7 separate regions of the Homo sapiens genome follow, and regions 2, 3, 4, 5, 6 and 7 are each linked to region 1. A link is a contact called in ENCODE Hi-C or POLR2A ChIA-PET data. All regions are on one chromosome and are shown on one strand. Each heading gives the region's core, a stretch centred on a gene start or an enhancer-like site at or near the end of the contact. The rest is flanking DNA. Distances are from core to core; before and after follow the strand shown. Region 1 overlaps GRAMD2B (GRAM domain containing 2B). Region 2 overlaps ZNF608 (zinc finger protein 608). Region 3 has its middle 170 kb from the start of ZNF608. Region 4 holds the start of ZNF608 (zinc finger protein 608). Region 5 overlaps ZNF608 (zinc finger protein 608). Region 6 has its middle 260 kb from the start of ZNF608. Region 7 has its middle 140 kb from the start of LINC01170.

Evidence for each region. Hi-C counts contacts between places; a loop is a spot of excess contacts on that map. ChIA-PET counts read pairs that join two places held with the same protein, here RNA polymerase II (POLR2A). Pooled maps may share reads with other maps.
Region 2: a loop to region 1 is called in a map with no recorded cell type, with 5 times the contacts of the local background. The contact joins two enhancer-like sites. A Hi-C loop is called at or near these places in 2 of 37 single-sample maps with no recorded cell type and 2 of 50 pooled maps.
Region 3: a loop to region 1 is called in a pooled map, with 3 times the contacts of the local background. The contact joins two enhancer-like sites. A Hi-C loop is called at or near these places in 3 of 37 single-sample maps with no recorded cell type and 6 of 50 pooled maps.
Region 4: a pooled map shows a loop between it and region 1 (4-fold over the local background). The contact joins the promoter of ZNF608 here to the enhancer-like site in region 1. A Hi-C loop is called at or near these places in 3 of 37 single-sample maps with no recorded cell type and 3 of 50 pooled maps.
Region 5: a loop to region 1 is called in a map with no recorded cell type, with 5 times the contacts of the local background. The contact joins two enhancer-like sites. A Hi-C loop is called at or near these places in 5 of 37 single-sample maps with no recorded cell type and 8 of 50 pooled maps. POLR2A ChIA-PET finds 5 or more read pairs at or near these places in 1 of 52 experiments (activated CD4-positive, alpha-beta T cell).
Region 6: a map with no recorded cell type shows a loop between it and region 1 (4-fold over the local background). The contact joins two enhancer-like sites. A Hi-C loop is called at or near these places in 3 of 37 single-sample maps with no recorded cell type and 2 of 50 pooled maps.
Region 7: a pooled map shows a loop between it and region 1 (12-fold over the local background). The contact joins two enhancer-like sites. A Hi-C loop is called at or near these places in 1 of 37 single-sample maps with no recorded cell type and 6 of 50 pooled maps. POLR2A ChIA-PET finds 5 or more read pairs at or near these places in 1 of 52 experiments (activated CD4-positive, alpha-beta T cell).

The regions. Positions count from the first base shown.
Region 1 is chr5:126,445,360-126,448,059 of GRCh38, forward strand. All of the region lies in intron 1 of GRAMD2B (GRAM domain containing 2B), which reads left to right. Among named protein-coding and RNA genes, the nearest start is that of GRAMD2B, 23 kb to the left of the region's middle. RefSeq lists an enhancer at 1-666. Within about 2 kb of position 1,317, at least 10 of the 41 ENCODE cell types and tissues checked have a DNase peak (open chromatin) inside an H3K27ac peak, as active enhancers do.
Region 2 is chr5:124,704,966-124,707,665 of GRCh38, forward strand. The region is part of intron 2 of ZNF608 (zinc finger protein 608); the gene reads right to left. Among named protein-coding and RNA genes, the nearest start is that of ZNF608, 40 kb to the right of the region's middle. Within about 2 kb of position 1,271, at least 9 of the 41 ENCODE cell types and tissues checked have a DNase peak (open chromatin) inside an H3K27ac peak, as active enhancers do.
Region 3 is chr5:124,919,812-124,922,511 of GRCh38, forward strand. No RefSeq gene overlaps it. Among named protein-coding and RNA genes, the nearest start is that of ZNF608, 170 kb to the left of the region's middle. RefSeq lists an enhancer at 1,605-1,694. Within about 2 kb of position 1,405, at least 3 of the 41 ENCODE cell types and tissues checked have a DNase peak (open chromatin) inside an H3K27ac peak, as active enhancers do.
Region 4 is chr5:124,745,328-124,748,027 of GRCh38, forward strand. It overlaps ZNF608 (zinc finger protein 608), which reads right to left and starts at 1,312. Exons shown (of 10, transcript NM_020747.3): 1 at 868-1,312. RefSeq lists enhancers at 1,553-2,551, 2,245-2,424, 2,552-2,700.
Region 5 is chr5:124,654,017-124,656,716 of GRCh38, forward strand. All of the region lies in intron 3 of ZNF608 (zinc finger protein 608), which reads right to left. Among named protein-coding and RNA genes, the nearest start is that of ZNF608, 91 kb to the right of the region's middle. Within about 2 kb of position 1,420, at least 19 of the 41 ENCODE cell types and tissues checked have a DNase peak (open chromatin) inside an H3K27ac peak, as active enhancers do.
Region 6 is chr5:125,004,882-125,007,581 of GRCh38, forward strand. No RefSeq gene overlaps it. Among named protein-coding and RNA genes, the nearest start is that of ZNF608, 260 kb to the left of the region's middle. RefSeq lists a silencer at 1,691-1,740. Within about 2 kb of position 1,435, at least 3 of the 41 ENCODE cell types and tissues checked have a DNase peak (open chromatin) inside an H3K27ac peak, as active enhancers do.
Region 7 is chr5:124,580,362-124,583,061 of GRCh38, forward strand. No RefSeq gene overlaps it. Among named protein-coding and RNA genes, the nearest start is that of LINC01170, 140 kb to the left of the region's middle. Within about 2 kb of position 1,255, at least 4 of the 41 ENCODE cell types and tissues checked have a DNase peak (open chromatin) inside an H3K27ac peak, as active enhancers do.

The DNA of each region.
Region 1 (2,700 bases), core at 67-2,566:
TTTTTTCTTCACTTTTTAATAATCGCCATTCACTGGTGTGAGATGGTATCTCATTGTGGTTTTGATTTGTATTTCTCTAATGATCAGTGATGTTGAGCTTTTTTTCATATGAAAAATCCAGACAATCTTGAGGGCCAGCACAGCCTGAGGACTTGCTGACACAAAGTATTGACGGGCCAGAGGAAGTGGGCAGCCTGGATATCACATCACCCCATGTCTGCTGCTGCTCAGGTTTCTCTCACTGTCTCTTGGGTATGTGGTGGGGAGTGGGGGGTGAGGAGGGGGTGGGAGGGCAGATTAAAGAGAAGCAGCTGCAGCCTGAGGCACAGACAGGATGCAGAGTGACTCCATCATCCCACCTAGAGTCATGGACACCACCCACTTTGATACATTCTGTTCACAACCATAATTCCTTTCATGCTGATTCGTGTCATTGGGAATCTCTCTTCTTCAGCTTCAAGAGAGCCGAATCTGACTCAGGTGTTGAGATTGGGGAATGGCATTTCCATTTCTTCCTCTCTCCAGTATAGCCAGAGCAGGAAGGGCAAGAGAAAAGGGGTCCTGGTACCTGGTGATGTCAAAGTAGGCAGCTCCTACTGCTGTGCTAGCAAGAGCCATGTGGACTAGTGTGAGAACAGGAACTCTCCCAAGTCCCCTACTGGGTAACCAGATACCCAACAGTGTGCCTAGAGATGCTTTAGTCCACTCCAATCCTAAATACTACTACATTGTGCTAATAGTTTCCCTGAAAAACAGCCATATTTCACTCATTTTTTTAAAAATCAATTACAATTTTTAGCCTTAAGGTTTGATATTGGTATTGTGTTTATTTTTTCAAAGAATCTTTATCTTGTAGAGTTATACACTGCAATAGTTACAGATGAAAAGATAGTGTGGTCTGGGATTTGTCTCAAAACCAGTAGGAGGTAGGAGTGGTGGGCTACAGGTATATAGATGAAACAAGATTGCCTTGTTTATACTATTCTATCTACTTTGTACCTGTTTTCTATGTTATAAAATGTTCATAGTAAGTGGTTTAAACTTCAAAAATCATTTCTGAAAATAAGTGGATACCCTTATTTACTCAGCTGTGCTATAAATTTCATATTAACCCCCCAAAACTAGACCAGTCTGAGTGTTTCTAATAAAATCCAGCAGTAACCGTGACTGATTTTAAAACATTCACTGCTTCTCTTATCTACAATGCCTAGCTTCATTAGTCATGTAGAAAATGTTTACATTCCCCAAGCTTTTAAAAATTAAAAAAAAAAAAAAAAAAAACCTATGTGTTCTCAATTTGAGTAAGGTGTGACGGAGAGCAGCTCTGTGACACAGGCTGAGGGAGGAGGATTTGGTGTGGAGGCGAGGAAACTGGGGCCCTTACTAAGACACTGAAATATGATAAACATCCTTATGAAGATGCCACTCCCAGAAACTGGGACTTGAGCTACTCTTAGGAAGCCACAGACCATGGAATACAGATTCTTCTCCTGGAAACTTCTCCATTTCCAAGAAGGCATAAAATGAAGGAAAGCAATCCTCTTTCCTTTCCGTTTCTTGGAATCTAATATCTAAGCATTACCCTTTACACTCTAGCAAAGTAAAGCAAACTAAGGCATGACGGCCCCTCCCAGCAGTAATTATGAGATCATTTGGCCTCAGTAACTAGGCAGACTCCACTACCTTTCACCTAGTTTCGTGGGAAGAAATGGTAAAGCTCCCTCGATGGAAATGTTCCTTCTTTCGCCATAACCTTCACAGGATCCATCTGTCTAATCTTTGTCTGAAGGAATTGGAAGGGCAGGCGGTTGCCTCACCAAAAGCACCCTCAGTACTTTAGTCTACTGAATTATGGGGGGTTGTTCCAGAAGAGGATCCAAACCCCAGCAGAAAACTCCTGGCCTTTCCCATGCCAGTTTTCCCAAGCCCAGGAATTCCAAGTGAAGTACATCCATTCCTATTGCTATTTATACTGTCTGGTGTAGCCAAAATGGGCCCTGGGCTAGAAATCAGAAAGCCTAGGCCGGGCGCAGTGGCTCACGCCTGTAATCCCAGCACTTTGGGAGGCCAAGGCGGGCAGATCATGAGGTCAGAAGATTGAGACCATCCTCGATAACACGGTGAAACCCCGTCTCTACTAAAAAAATACAAAAAATTAGCCGGGCGTGGTGGCGGGCGCCTGTAGTCCCAGCTACTCAGGAGGCTGAGGCAGGAGAATGGCGTGAACCCGGGAGGCGGAGCTTGCAGTGAGCCGAGATCGTGCCACTGCACTCCAGCCTGGGCGACAGAGCAAGACTCCGTCTCAAAAAAAGAAAAAAAAAAAAAAAGAAAGAGATCAGAAAGCCTGGCCTTTAGAGCTGATTTAAGGAACATGAAGTCCTTAAGGTAAATGAATTGAACCTTTTTGTGGGGATACAGAGATGTGAAAAGACCAGGATCCTGCCCTCCAGAGGCATATGGTCAAAGCAGGGCAAAGACAAGTAAACAGTAGCCCATTTATAATTTTTTTTTTTTTTAAAAAATAGTCTCACTCTGTTGCCCAGTTTGGAGCACAGTGTGGCATGATCTCGGCTTACTGCAACCTCCGCCTCCCAGGTTCAAGCAATTCTTCTGCCTCAGCCTCCCAAGTAGGTGGGATTACAGGCATGCACCACCACATCCAGCTAATTTTTGTATTTTTTAGTAGAGAGAGGGTTTCAC
Region 2 (2,700 bases), core at 21-2,520, 1.7 Mb before region 1:
GGAAGTAATTCAAAGAGTGTGGCCAATTCTTTCTGCTAGGTAAGAATTTCCCCCCAAAAGGTTTCAGTTCTCTTGTGTATCTCAGTGTCAAACGTGAAGTCACATGTATCATATGTAAAGGAGGATTTTAAAGCATTTTCAGTAGTTATTTTTGCCTTATACAAAAGATCAACTCCACTGCACCCTGGTTTCTCAGGTCAGTGATCCATACACTGAACCATAATTTCTTCAGCCAATGAAGGTCATTAAGGCAGAGGGTGGCAACAGTTTCCACAAGGACTCCCTCCAGTGAGGAGGCAGCATACCAGGACTTGAACCTCTGGTTCTGTTAGCAGACAGAATTGGGTTCAAATGCTGACCCTGTCAGTACTTGCTGTGTGGAACCCTGAGCAAGTTACCGCGCTTCTCTTCTCTAAGACTCAGTGTCTAGTTCTAAGAAATGGGAGTAATAATAACAATTACCCCCACAAGCGTTGCAGTGAAGACTCAGTGAGATAATCCGTGCAAAGTGAATGCTCAGCATAGTGCTTAGGTCAGTAAACACTGGCTTAAAAGTCCCTGGTCTGATATTATAGTTCCCTAACCCTGCACCCAACCTTCCAAAGCTCCTTTTTATATCCTACTATATTTAACATAAATCTATAATCCCCTCCAAATGCATGGTTAAGTGCAATTAAAGTATGTTAAAAATACAAGAAAGGGGGCTTAACCTTGAGAAGCTCAGCCTGGGGAAATACTGCTTCTTTCATACACTGACATCTGGCAGCAGTCAACTGGCTTAACCCACCTCCATTTTACAATTTTATGGCAATGATGGGATCACCATGAAGGCCCTGATGAGTCCCGTACTACTACAGAATCTCCTCCTCCTAATCTCTAGTTGCAGCTTTTTCTCATGCACTGCTGCCCTAACAGTCAGCTCACCTCAACTCTTATCACACATCCACCCAATAATTACTACACACCTGCCATTTGCCAGGCACCGTGCAACCTGCTAGAACAAGAGTGGCCCAAACAGACCAGGTCCCTGCCCTTCTGGACTGACTGTGTAGTGGGCAAGACTGTGACACTGGTCAGATAATCATACAAATATAGCAAAATTACAAGGATAATTGTAGAACTACAACCAAAGGAACTTTCATGGTGGCCTGAGAGCAAAAAGTAGCGTGTTAATGGAAGACAGGGTGGGGCAGGGATCTGTCTTCACTGGGGGTTGGAATCCAGCTCTACTGTTAGCTACAAAACCTTAAGCAAGTAGTTTGATCGCTCTGGGGAATCAGTGCCTTCATCTGTAAAACGGAAATAACATCTGGCTCATGTGACTACTACAGAAGATCATACAAATAACTTTAGCTCAGGGCCTGGTAGAAGGTAGCACTCAATAAACAGGGGCTATTGCTATTGTCAATATTAGTATCATTATTACAAATATATCTGAGACCTGAAATCGATAGGTGGTTTGGCCCTATGGGACCAAATGCTAGTATTTGCTACATTCAAAGGCAATTCACAAGAGGCAACAACAAATCCCTTTCTGAGGGGAGAAACACTAATATAGTTCTAATCAGATATTCCTCATTTAAAAATCAGTGGGGGATTATTAGTCTAATAATACTAACAACTGGAATAAAATATCAGAATAGAGAACTGGCCTGTTTTAGCAATGGTTTCTTTGTCAAAGCTCTTTTCTGTCATCTTGATAGGACACTGATGTAACCTATTAGAACCCAAAAAAAGAGGAAAGCAGGAAAGCAGCCATCTCCACTGGAAAAAAAAGACCCATAAGTCTAACAGCTGGTGGTGGCAGCCTGTCAAACCGAGGAAAGTTAATGTCAAGAACAGACGCGCGGCAGTCTCTCACTGTTATTTTTGCATGATTATTCCCAGGTGTTAGTGCATGCTGAGCAGTAGCCTGGCTATTTATCACGCGAGAGAGCCTAAGAGCATGGGAGGGGGAGCAGGGAGGCTGAAGGGAGGCAGGGAAGAAAAGGTTATTTACACAGAGAGCGGCACTTAGTGTGTGTAATCAGAGGGCTGGGTTGGGGGCGGGCAATCTGCAGGGAAACCCTGGCAATATTTTCTCCGTTCACCTTCTTTCAAGGGCTTCCTGAGTGCTGATGGGCAAGGAAGGATCCAAAGCTGGAGTGTTGGTGGGGACAGCTTTTCATCACTGGGGCATTTCACTGTGTTGGTCAGTGATGCTTTCAGTACCAGGAAACCGACAGCCAGTGAGGATAGGTGGCCAGGGTAGGGCTGGAGAGTGCTCCCTCGAGCACTCCTGCTCCACCCAGACCCAACAAAGAGACATTCAGGTGGCTCTGCTGCCAGGTAGAAGGAGAAGGCGAAACCCAGGACTGCCGAGAAGCAAGCCTCCAGAAGGCAGAGAGATTCCCTCCTTTACCTGGGATCAGGTCTAAACCCTGACAGGGAAGCTTGCCACAGCTTTCTCACGTCTATTGCCAAAAATATCCACACCGATCCTGCTATTAACCCCTCAATCCCGGGATCACCAACAACCAGAGGGGGAATGGTGTTTTACTTTGCTCAGAGCCAATATTGTTATAGTCTATGAGAATGCTGGGGCACGATTACTTAATGTTCACGTTTTCTCCATATCCTGGTATTGGGCTGTTTTATGAGATTGCCCATAGTCACCTCTTCATTTAAAAAGCATTAGAAAGAGACTCCACTACTACGTAG
Region 3 (2,700 bases), core at 155-2,654, 1.5 Mb before region 1:
TGATGAAGGGAAATGGAGATGGGGAGGGGGTGAAGAAAATCTTTAAATTCTTTTTTTTTTTTTTTCCTCTGCAACACTTTAAAAAGAGACAGGACAAAAGAAGAATGCATGTTCTATATGCACATTTCTTTGCAGCCCTCTGATGAAGTACCTCAAAAGCTAAGCTCCCATCAATCCTGGAGAGATAGAATCAGCAGAGCATAGTGGCAGAATGAATGGTTTAAAAGGAACAGCAGCGACCAAAGAACTTTTTATGCAGAGAAACCCCAAATCTGGGGCAAAGCCCTCCTGTTCATTTTATCTCACACAAGGTAGGTAGTGCTGCCTGTCAAGGTAATGCATTACTACACTATTTGGAAAAACTACAGTTCTAATTAGATGAGCAAATAAATGTTCATTTCAATTTATTAATATAGCTGTAGGCCTTGTTACAATTTATCTCCCGGTTTTGAGACCAATCCATCTCGAGCTGGGAATCATTGTGGTGAAGTAACGGGTTTTAATAATGGATACAGGCAGTGAATTATTCAGGCAGAAGGGAGCAAGCCTTGATGCCTTCACTCACTTCTTTAATTAACTGTGAGATGCTGACGAGTCTGGGCTGTCTCGAGGCTTTCTAAGTTTGTCTGCATCAGAACTGTGAATTTTTCTTGGGCCATAGATATGTTGTGCTTTCAGGTCTATGCATAGCCAAGAAGTGACACCAGCTATCATATTCTCATTTTGTCTTCTTATATTCTCAATTCTGTGTCTGCTTAAATATTATTTTCCTGCAACTTCTTGAGCAACGAACATTTTTCTTGACAAAATGAACATCTTTGCTCTACTGCACTTCTGGATAAGACTTCAACACATGAAAATCCAAGATATTTCAATTCTCATATAAGTTTGGGAACTAATCAATAAACCACAAAATCCAGTTCTAGTCACTTCAGTCCATTTAGCTTGTTTTAAAGCCATTTATTTTCATGGCTTAGAAATAAATAAGCTGCTAGAAAAGAATTTTTCCTCTCCATTTGACATAGCATCAAACAAATAAACAAAACTAAAACTCTTACTAAAGGCAGGTTCCATTATTTGTGGAGCTTTGCAGTCTGCCCAAGTGGTTTCTGTAAACAAAACCTTTTAGGGCTTGTCACTAAACAAATGGCAGAATATGGCTGTGTACGTTGAATTTTCTTCTTTGCCTAACACAGATCTTCTAAGTAGAAAGTGCATCTAGCTCACAGTCTTTGCTCCAGTGTTAATCAATGGTTTTTGCTGTGAACACATTAATAACATGCTTAGATAATTGATTCCCCTTAATCTGGACGTTCTACTTTGCTATTACCTGTGACCATGAAAGTTAAAAGAAAAGTGCACATAAGCTGTTTGACAGCAATTTATTTATGCTGTGACAAGATAGTTCCTCTTTCAATTTTGTCACATCAGAGAGAAAGTAAGAATCTGGGGGAGGTCTGAGCTCACCACTTCTTGGTAGAAATTGAATCACTTTTTTCTATAAATCAAAAGTCATGTTAAAAGCTCTGTGAAGTAAACAATGATGTATATGAATTAGCAGCACAACCATAGTCAATACAAATCAAAGTGGCTTTATGAAGGTATTGATGTTTTCAGCTCTTCCTAAGGTTGAATACATTTAAGCGTTTATTCCCCAGGGCATTGTTGATCCAGATGAATGTATTCACTTTGAAACGAGACCATAGTCGCCGCTAGAGACAAAACTACATACACTGACCCAGATACGGTTCTTCCCCAGACCAAGTGACCCCAGCTGCAGCCGGAGTGCTCACAGTAAACTGAAATTACATGAATGACACCCAGGGAAAGACGCTTGTATTATAAAGAGGCTACATTTCTATTTGGTTTACTGATGTATTAATTTTTCAAAGTTTGGAATCTCTTCAAATACAAGGTAAATGCATTTTCTAAGAATTTGGCCCAGTGGCACTCGTCTGGATGTGATAACCTGTTTTTCCTGTATCATGATTTAACTTAAACTACTCTTGTAAGTGACTGATTCTGTATCTTCAAGTTACATTCATACATCCTGTGACTGGATATTGACGAATTCAGTAGGTGCCACAGGCATATCTTGCTTGTCTGAAAGGAAAGTTAATTTTATACTAAGATGCCACCATTAAAATAGATAATGAAAGCATTGTTAGGATTTACCAGATTAGCTAAAGCAACAAAACATCAGATTGTAACTAGATGACCTCGGGGAAAAACACAGGATGTATATTTCCACAAAACATCCCGCATCATTTGACATATTCAAAGTAAAGGTAAGCCATGTATTTTGGCCTTTATGTTGTTCACAGAAGAGTTCTTTGCACACTGGATATACATTGGAATTCATCTTCCTTTTCTTCTTAGTATGTTAGAATATCTATGTCTTCAAAAGGGTCAGCCTCAAATGAGTGAGCCAAAGGCACTTACATGCAGACCAGTACTTATTAGAAAGAACTGAGAAATGAAACATAAACTGATAAGTGAGTGCAAGTCATTCATCTTTTTAAAGCCCATAAAAAGAGAATTGTAAATTAAAATGTCTACAATAGGTTCAACACCTCTCTCTCAGCCCCTCCCTTTCCTTTGTCATGCTACAGCATTCAAGTGTGGGAATGTTTCTCTGAAACGTGTAAATCACACATTTAGTCATGCCATACCCAGGAGCACCGTACCGGGAGGAACGGG
Region 4 (2,700 bases), core at 62-2,561, 1.7 Mb before region 1:
AAATAACCAAACCCGAAAAATAAACCTATGACAGTAAGCATCTTACGGTAGCTAAAAAGAAAATCCCTTTATCAACAACACAAGGATAATCACCTTTTTAAAAGCATTAAATTATCTTAAGGATCTGATTCAAGTCCAGAAAGGTTTTTGTGTTCTTTTTTAAAGTTTAGGATTTCAGTCTGGCACATGTGATATCTCAACCCCAGAAACACAGCCTGAACACTCAGACAAGAAGGAAGAACACAGCTTTAAACATCCCTAAACATGTCCTAGATCTTGCAATTTAGAAGACCAGACCCTGGAAGTTCTGAGGCTAGTTTTCAGAATAGAATGTTGCTAAATTTTCCTTATTTCTAATTTAGGTTTCAGTACTTCTTTTTACAAATTGTCTGGGCAATCTGTTTTTTGTTCCTAGTAAGGAACAGAAAAAACAACCAATAACTGCCCCCAACACACACACATACCTCCCTCCTATCCTCTTTTCCCAAACAGCTTCTACAATTTCTTTTTTGAAATATGCATGTCTTTTAAGAGCATTTCTCTCTAGAAAAGACAGTGTTATATAAAAAGTTAAATACCTGCCTTTTGAGAAAAAAATACATTTAAACAATTCTACCATATTCCTAGGTCAGAGAATTGCTCACTCTCTTAAATACGGTGCTACTGACTGTACAGAAAACTGATTAAGACATACACTTTAAGTGATCTGCGCCAAGGTGGCCTCAATGACCGCAAATGAGTGTGTTTGACAAAGAGCAGTTAAAACGGTTTTTAAAGGGATCAGCCCCTTTTTAACAGTTGATTGTCAAGAAAAAAATAAATAAATATACATACACACACACATACACACACACAGACATTGCTTACCTTTTAATCCTTTATCATTTTTTAATTAGGCCAGCAAATCAAAATGCCTTTCCCACTCCACTCGGCAAACAAGCCTGTGCCTCATTTTACTTAAACACCAAATGATCAAGAAGGAAGAAACCAAATAACACATCTCAGCCAGAATAATCACTCGATAACATTATTCCACCTCCCCACCCCCCTTTTGGCAAACGAATCAGTCCTTTTCTCCTTAAAAAAAATGTGTCACTGTACAGCTGGAAAATAATGTTTCACATTCACAACAGAAGCACCAAAGGTTTTTTTTTCCTCTTAACAAGCATCGAGAATAATAGTTTTTTAAAAAACAGAGAGTTTAGAGAAAAAAGTTTTCCCAACTTCTCATTCCGCCTTCAGTTCCAGACTTCAGAGTCACCGTGATCAGTAATGATCCCATGTAGCAAACCTACAGGCGTCCGCTAGTAACGAGACAGAATGTGCTAACATCGGGATAAATTAGTGAAAGGGAAGAAAGAATAAGAAGAAAGGACTGAAAATCTGGGCTGGATTCCGCCTGTTAGTCGGGAAGTGGCATTTTTCCGCCCGTCCTGACAGATTTGATTTCTTGAACTAACTTAAGAGAAAAGGAGGGGGGGAGTAGAGGGAGGAGGAGGAGAAGAAAGGGTGGGATGAGAAACTGGGCAAGAGGAGAAAAAGAAAGGTGTGGAGGAGGAGACAGCAGATGATTCAGTGAGCTGATAAACCAGTTATAACAGCATTCGCTCGGGGCGGGGGGCGGGGGGCTTGGGGCGGTGGGGTGGGGAAAATAACGGCGTTTAAAATGGGCTCAGTCTTCGAAACCTAAAGGATGTGATGTTTTCCTGTCTTATGTTGTTTTAAGAAAAAGGAACTGAGTTCCTAGTATAGCTCCCGAGGGGAGTGGAATCCTCTGTCGCTCAGGTCAGCCAGTCATGTGGTAATTCGATAATTAGAGTCAAAATAAGGTTTTTGTTTTCTTTTTTTTTTTTTTTAAGGCGACCCTTTTCGGGAGTTTTTCCCTCTTATACTCGCAGCAAACGGTGTGTCTCCCTTTTATTTATTTTTTCTCTCCTCTCCCTTCGCCCAGCCCCTCCTGTGTTTAGTCAGATGGCCCCGGAGCTTGGCTTAGTATTTTTAATTAGCTGGCGTTTGGAAGCTAAAAGCAGTAATGAATTGTTGATGGATTGGAAGTGGAGAGTCGCTTTGCTGGAAATGTCGGGGCTGGGAGAGGGGGATGGGCGAGTTAGTAACAACCAACCATCTAAAAGGAGCGATTTTGTTACAGTGCAAGCCTTTCACATCACGTGAGGATCAAGGGCTCAATTGGTTGTCGTGAGAACAAAAATGGTGACAAGCGTATCAAGAAAATACTGATCTGGTCTTTAAAAAAAAAAAAGCTGAAAGTCTCTCCCCTCCCCCTGCACACACTCCCCCAACCTCCTCCCCCCGCCCCCCCGCAGTGGGCGAAGCTACAAGTTATGAATGTGAAACATTTCTCGGAGATCTAGGATCTCCGAAGTTCGGAAGGAGCGAAATGTAATGAGCACAAGAGCAAAGCAGATGTTTTAAAGAAACACTTTATAAACCTTTCCTCAACTTATCTCCAATTTGTCGGCTTTCCCAAGGGGCCAGGGACGGGGACGCCTGGGGGAGGGAGAAGGGTATCTCCGAGCTACTTGGATTTTAGGGACCCCCACTTCATGTATTAAACAAAGAAAAACCTTTTGCTTGCTCCCCAGCCTGGTCCTGTAATAAATACACCATTGTTACTATTTGTGGGTTTGTTTGGGTTGGGTGGGGCTTTTATTTTTTCTCTTAATGGTATTTTTGTTGCTT
Region 5 (2,700 bases), core at 170-2,669, 1.8 Mb before region 1:
TAAAAAGTTGTTCCTTGTGTTAAACTAAATTTGTCTTTGAATACCTTGGTCCTGGCTGAGCCTCCTGATACCCTGCAGATGCAGTCCACCCATCATCCACTCAACAGCCTTTCATCCAGGCAAGGATAATGACCATGTTGGCATTCTCCCCACCTCCTGCTCACTGTCTTTTTCCTATTTTTTTTTAATGAGATGGGCTCTCAGTATGTTGCCCAGGGTGGTCTTGAACTCCTGGCCTCAAGCAATCCTCCCCCGTCAGCCTCCCAAAATGCTGGGATTACAGTGTGACCCACCACACCCAGCCTCTATGTCTTCTTTACTCTCCAGCCTAGACAAGTTTCTTCAACCGTTCTTCATGTCACATTTTTAATTCCCCTAAAAGAAACCTTGAAGATGCCTTAGTCCAAATCCCTAGGGAAAGTTAAAGTTCCTAATGAATTAGAAGCAAATGGAGACAAATGCAAAGGTTCTCACTTCTGTGAATCCTTGCCCTAGACACACGCATACCAGGCACACTGCCAAAAGACAGCCATTCTCTCCTGGATCCCCACAGCACTGCATACACAGTTCTTGCCCTGATGGAAACGTACGAGCCATGTTTCCCTCCCCTTTCTGAGCTCACAACTAGACTCCTTCTCAGCCTCCCTATCAGTCCGATGCAGCCATGTGACTGAGTCCTACAGAAAGCAAGTGAGAGAACTGATGAATGTGGGCCACTTCCAGGCCTGGCCCATAAGAACCTCTCATCCCTTTCTGTCTGGCTGCAATGGAAATGGCTATTGTGATCTCGAAGTCCTCAGGATAAAGGTGGCAGAGTCTCCTTCATCTGGGACCCTGAATGACAAGGAGAACTTCCCAGGTCTGAACTTAAGGCTATTTGTCCTACCGTAATACATGGCCCCCATAATATTTTACTCTGCTTGTATACACAGTATGCCTAACTCTTCCAACTAGATGACACTCCTTGAAAATAGGAGCAGTGTCTGCACCCACAACCCCTGGCGGCACAGTGGCTACCTAATAGTGAGAATTCATTAAACACCTAGGAACTAACTACACGAGGACTGACGAGAGAGAGAGTCTAGACTGAATCCTACTCAGTGACTTCCTTTTATTACTACCATACTTTTTCAATAAGCATAATCTCCCACTAGTTTTATAGATGATAGACATTCTCTGTGGAGAGGCTTTGCTCCCAAGATGTTATAAATGTGGTTTATGAATTATTATTTCTGGTATTTGTGAAGCTGTTTCCTCAAGAACGGGGCAAATGCCTGATTTCCCAGTGGATTGACATAATTCTGTTTGTATTGAGTTTAAAGACTGCTTCAGAGTCTTTAAAGTGCCTCATCCCCGGGACAGAAGTCTTTGCCAAGCATCGCAAATGCTGAGTTTGGAATCAGACAGAAGTTTTTTTGAACTCTCTCAGACTACCACATCTGGATGCATTTGATGTGCATCCAGGCAGAAAACAGAAACCTCATTCGAATAACACCAAATGGTAACCCATTCATGCCATATGCCTTTAAAAAAGAAAGTTTACACATTTCTTTCCTTTTATATATTTTTTTCTAGTGAAACATTGGTGACAAAATGTCACAATATGCTGATTTCATGAGTACAGGATAAAATTCATATATTTCAGATATCATATTACCCTCCATTTTTACACAACGTGACTATTGTGCAAGGTATGATTTATCACCATTTCTTTGTTCAGGACTCCCTCCCCCCATTATTATGTTGTCGTCACTCTGTGGTATTCAATACTGGTACTTTGTAAAGGCTGAATCTTGTATAGCACAAGCTTCGCTGTTCCAGCCTCGGAGCTTATAACCTTCAGACAGATCCTTCTTCAAATATAATTATTTGGGAAAATTTAAAATGTACAACTAAGGTTGCTCATAAAATACCTGCCAGCCAAAAATCAGAGGGACTTTCCCATTACCTGTGCCAAGTATATATAGAGCACTAGGACAGGAAAAGTAAGTGTTGTCACATGACCATAAAATGCAGTATGTTTTTTTTTTAAAGAGCCCTACCGCTGGGCTGAATGTTTGAAGAGTCACTTTAAACACATCCTGTAATCAAACCATCTGGAACACAGTGCTGCGATTAGTCACCCTGAACATAGGGCTTTATCTGAACAAATAGTGTATGGCAATGGAGCTTGGGAGATAGGGCAGTACTAACAAAAGGAAGTGTAATGAAACACTTTATGCCCTAGTGTGCCGCCACCCCAGTCATAAACCCCAGAGACACACTGCTCTGGTGTTAATGTACTACTTTATGAAAGCACAGTGAGCTTAAAGATTAAAGGACTGAAGGGCTAAAAATTGCTGGTTTGGATAGATCTTCTCTGTCAGCGGCTGGAATATGTTGGCATCACTCTATCTGCGTTAATTATAACCTCTCAGATGACAGTTGAGCATTCCTATTAGGGTTTGGTGTTATTTTCAGGGCATTAGGAACAGGGTTTGTTTATGGGAGGGTAGTTACGATTCTTGGTTTGCCAGAGGTTAATCTGAACACAGACTTGTTTTTGGTTCATCTAAACCCAATCCACATACAACGACAACAAAAAATGAAACCTTAAGCAATAACAAAAGCAATGGAAAAATGCTGTTCTACTCTGCATTTTAAAACATGATAATCTTTCTTACTTGACTGTACTTATCTCTTTCAAAAGTACATTTGGTC
Region 6 (2,700 bases), core at 185-2,684, 1.4 Mb before region 1:
ACAGTGTATTCTTTTGACATTTAAAGCTGGAGATGGAGTGTTTAGGTTAGAAGCGTAGCTCCCTCCTGTATTCTACCTGAAATTGCTTGTAAGTCACATTACATTCTAAATCCATTTCCCCTCAAACCATGCTGAGGGTATAACATTTACTCTCTGTCATTAATGTTCTTTTCTGTAAGACATACCAATATGAATTGTAACACAATGAAACAATTAATCTTTCTTGGGCAATTTTAATGATTCTATAATTATAGAAAACTATAGAAAATCATGTTTTCCCGTTTATCAACTCAGATACTCAGTGACATTTCAATGCCAAAGACAAAAAAAAAAAAAAAAAAAAAAAAGGCGGGGTGGGGGGGGGAAGGGGAGAATCTCCTGTATTTTCATTTTAAGAGTATCATACTAACGGAAATCTATAAACTAAACATAGATAGTGTCACAAATGCAAACTGACACATGGCATAACTGGTGGCTGTGCAAAAATCCAGCCGGAAAAGTACTAAAATAGGCTAATTTCATTTCTGCCAGCTGCCTGCCTTTCCATTCTTTATCTCAGCTATTAGGTTTGAATAAATTTCATCTCCCACACTACAAGTAATGAGCAGGCAATGACTTATGAAGCACCGAGACCAAGTTAAGACAGAATTAGAATACAATTTTAATGAGACGGAGCTGAGAAAGTGGAAGTGTTACTCCTTTGACAGACTTGGCAAAATACCCAATATTATTTCAAATGCTCTTTCCTTTTTACAAAGAAACTGTCAAATATTAAAATAAAAATTATAAAAAATAAGACTGAGGAATTCTTTAGGGGCAGATTGTTAATGTGATTGTAAGCTAAAAATAGTTATTAGAGAAGTCATTTAAGGAAGAGAGCAAATGTGACTTCAATGTAAACATATTAAATATAAATACTCCTCTGAAAACAAACAACATGCTTTGGTTTCTCTGGGAAAAAAAAAAAGCAATTAACATTCAGGTAACATGCATCTCTTTGAAATGAGGTCCAGAAATTGTTGGGGGAATGGAGAGTAGACAAATATTTTCTTTGTTAGCACTTAATTGGAAGTCTATAAAATAATGTTATTATATGGCTTTGAAATACACTCAAAATAAACTGGTGTAAAAACAAGATAAACTCAAGCATGATTTTTTTTTAACATCCAACGTTCAGTACACCAGGTGGTGGGGGCAGTCCCCTGGAAGCATAAAGGGAAGTGGTCTTTGGCTAATAAGGAAGGTTTGCACCACAATAAAAGCATTTATTTTCACACTTAAAATCATGGGGAAGGTGTTCAATGGAAAAACCCAAATGCCACAAAATAACAAGAACAACTAAAATTGTTAAGGACTTCAAACTACCAAAACTAATGAAAGGGATTTTCCAGCCTGATGCCCCCACTCATATTAGGTAACGACGTCCCATCCTCCTTAGATGCCCTGTGCCTTCTCAGCTAAGCTGAGCTGAGGTCTGGGCCAAATTGAGCAGCACAGCAAGGCTACTTATACTCTACACTTTAAATTAATTCCTCCAAACATCCCCCAAACAGTTACTGGAGGCTTTTTTTCTCCCCCTCCCCCCACATACCCCTTACTGTTTCTGTCTTTCGTTTAGTGATTACTTCCTGTCGGTTTTTCTAGTGCCTAAAACATATGTGATTTGCTGCAGGCAGTCAGTATTTATAAGGAGAGCCTCACAGCAGGTGCCACTTACAAAAAAAGGCCCCTGTGAGCATGAGTGCACAAGTGTTATCCCATGACCCAAGGGTCATGCTGCTGTTCCTACACAATGTTTAGCAAAGGAAGGTTCTTTCCATCAACAACTGATAAACAGTATTCGTCTGATCGGCCAGATTTTTTATGAAATGATAAAGCGAATGAATATATCTATGCGTCTTTAAAAAGATACATGCATGCTTTCAAAATTATATGTAGCTATTCTGACTCTGCGGTCAACAAATGACCAGAAAAAAAAATCTAGTAATTTTTTAATGCTGATGGGTAATTTCACTCGGTGCCCCCAGTCTTCCATGCCCCAAATTCACTTCCTTGACTTTGAAGTCTGGGTCCCTTAAAGCTGTGAAATTTCCTGGATAACAAACAATGCTAAGAAAACTTTGTTTTGAGAAAATAGATTTGATAGCCATGGGACCTGTAAATGTAGTTTGCTTTTTACATCCAATAACAGTGACCAAAAAGGGGTGTGCTACCTTTTCCCATAAATGTTTCCATTCTTTAAACAGCATGTTAGAAATTCAGTTAAAGGGATTTAATGGAGCTAATTATAGTTGGTGAACCTCTCTAGCTTTCTTCTTGTTTTTCCCCCTGAGAGTTGTTCAGCATCACCCACTTGCAATGCAAGCTTTCCTTAGCCTGGATCTGTCCAGTGATGCTCCCTATTCCACGGGCCCCCATCAGCATATCTATTGTAACTTATTGTGAAAATCAGACCCAAGAAATCCAAAGAAAGCCCAAGGCAATACGGGGAGTTTTAAAACTGTTCTCCCAAGTATGATCAACAAATCACATTTTGGTGTATTTAAGGTAATCCTTTTGGGAGGCCTAATTAAGTTGGTAGGAAAATTATGTGATATCTATTTTATATTATAATATTATATAAAATATAGGTTATATATTCCAAGGTTATATATTATATAGGTTATATATTACAAGGTTTGTCATGTTTTATATATGAAA
Region 7 (2,700 bases), core at 5-2,504, 1.9 Mb before region 1:
TTTCGTCCTGTTGGCCAGGCTGGTCTTGAACTCCTGACCTCAGGTGATCCACCCACCTCAGCCTCCCAAAGTGCTAGGATTAGGATTACAGGCATGAGCCACCCACACCCGGCTTTTTTTTTTTTCTTTTTTTTTTTTTTTTGAGACAGGGTCTTACTTTGTCATCCATGCTGGAGTGCAATGGCACAAACACAGCTCACTGCAGCCTTGACCTCCTGGGCTCAAGCAATCCTCCCACCTCAATCTCCCGAGTAACTGGGACTACAGATGTGTACCACCACACCCAGCTAATCTTAAAATTTTTGTAGAGACAGGGTCTTGCTATGTTGCCCAGTCTGGTCTCGAACTCCTGGCCTTAAGTGATCCTTCTGCCTCGGCCTCCCAAAGGGCTGGGATTACAGGCGTGAGCAACCATGTCCAGCTTTTAACAAGATTCACGGTGGATTTTATCGTTTCCACAATGGACAATGATTCCTGTTTGCCTTCTAGCTGAGAAAGTTAGGGGTAGCAAATCATTCTTAACTAGGGTGACCAACTTGTCCCAGTTTGAGAAATCCTGGATCCCAAATCTCCCCTCAGTCTTCAGGACAGTTGGTCACCCTTTAACTGCAATGACTTGCCTGATACTCAATCTCCTCCCCTCCCCTTCCCCAAAGCTCAGCTTCACCTGGGCTCATCCTGGCCCTTCCCCTTGAGGTGCTTTTCCAGCTTGAGAGAACCTCAGAAGAAGGCATAGCGAGCCCCTGTCCCATCAGGCAGCCTTTCCCAGCGGGGCAGGCAGGGCTTTTCTGAAGCCAAGCAGGGTGCCCCGGGCCTCATTTGCATGGCAATGCCCTTTCAGCAGTGCAGTGATTTCGTTGCTGGGCTGGTCTCTGAGCTCTGGGAACAAACGGAAAGGTTTGTGTGCGCTTGTGAATGCATGCCATTCTCTTTGCTTTGCTTTGCTATCTGTCACCTCAAATGGTGAGGGTTAGACAAACAGTTCCTTGAACTGTTTAAAGGAAAACTACCCCTGCCTAAACAAGGCAGACTTGGATTTTCTCATCCCAGGGATAATGATAAAGAGATTGGACTTTGGCCTGTGAATCCACATTCAGTGCCTATAGAGGGATTGAAAGTGAATTCACTTTTTCTTAAAAGTGGCCACCAAATTAAATAGAGAAAAGGCTTTGTTTAGGTTTGGGTTTGTGTTTCAGCTCCTCACAAGCCAGGCTTTCATGCATTCTGACTGTCCAGGTCAGCAACCAGAATGTGCCTGGCTCCACAGCTGGGCCTCTGCACGGCTTGTCTGGCTAAGTCCAGGCGCGCATATTATCCTATCCAAGCATCAGTAGGTATTCAGAGCAGACAATTAGTTCTTTGAAATCAACTGGAAAGCCAGCATTCCTGTGCTCCAGTGGGGAGGAGGGGGAGAAGAGGGCAACTTTTAGACTATTAAAACATCCATCATACAGCCCTTTGCTATCAGGGGCACCTCACAGGAAAGCAAAGGCGACAAAGCAAAGAGTATTAAACAGCTGCTTGTTCGTGATTCTGCTATGTCTCTAAAACCTCTCTGGCTCCTGCACTCCAAGCCCCAGTTGAATGGAAGAGAAGTGTCCTGTGCATCAACGTGTTCTTCAGGACACTTGTTCTTCTCTGCACTGACCAGGAATTTTCAATGCCGCCATGCAAGAATGGCGCTTTACTTAAAGACACTGCATTATGTTAAGCAGACAGTCTGTCATTACTTAGCAGCCACACTATACTGTGGATGCAGTCCTGTTGTTTTTATTAAAGGGGTTGTCAGGATCTATAATTCACACATCATTAACCGCTTCATTAAGAAGACAGCAGCCCTGTGGGCCCTAAACTTGTAGCAGTTTGAAGACAAAGCAAGTAAACACTCTCCTTAACTGAGCCAGAGAGGCGACCCCCACAACCCCCCACTGGTGGGAGTGTCTGAAGAAGTGCTGTTTTCTAGGAAGAAAGTTTTTTCAAACTCTGGAGCATAAATGTGCAAAACATATTCACTTAAAACTGATTTGATTTAAGTTAAAAGCATTACTTTGCAATGAGCTGCGCAATCCCACATCATTCATCAAAACCAAGCCATCACGGGCCGCAATGTGTGGTTACTTAAGCATTTTCATATGCCCTAGACTTTTTTTAATGGAACAAAAAGCAAGACCATGAAATACACAGAAGGGAAAACATCAAAAAATTTGTACATGGCCCATGACATTGGTATTCCTCTAACATGGATTTTACTAAGCATCACTTATATAAACAATGGCGCCAAATCCTGTTTTCTTTCATAATGCATGTTTTCTCAGCAGTAGTACTGCAGATCTTGAAATACAATATGGGGGCTCTAGTTTCCCAGTGAAATCATATGGTTGGTGTATTTCCTCAAAATAAGCTTGCCATATGGAACCAGCCCTGGAACAGGCCCAGATCAAACAGAAGTAGCTAAAGATCCTGCACCTCTTGAACCAGCCAACACAGCCAGTGAGAAGACCAGTCAGCCTTAATGATTTCTTTAGAGTCTATGCACTTAGGTCTCTGTATTGGACTTTCTCTAAAGTTTTTGTTTGAAGAAAGAATTCTGTGACTAAAATGAGTTGGAAATATACCGTGATGGGACTTTCTTGATTTTTTTTACCCTATCAAAACCTTCCTGTTCTTAATTGCCTTTTTTCTCGGAGCTCTACTAGGTAA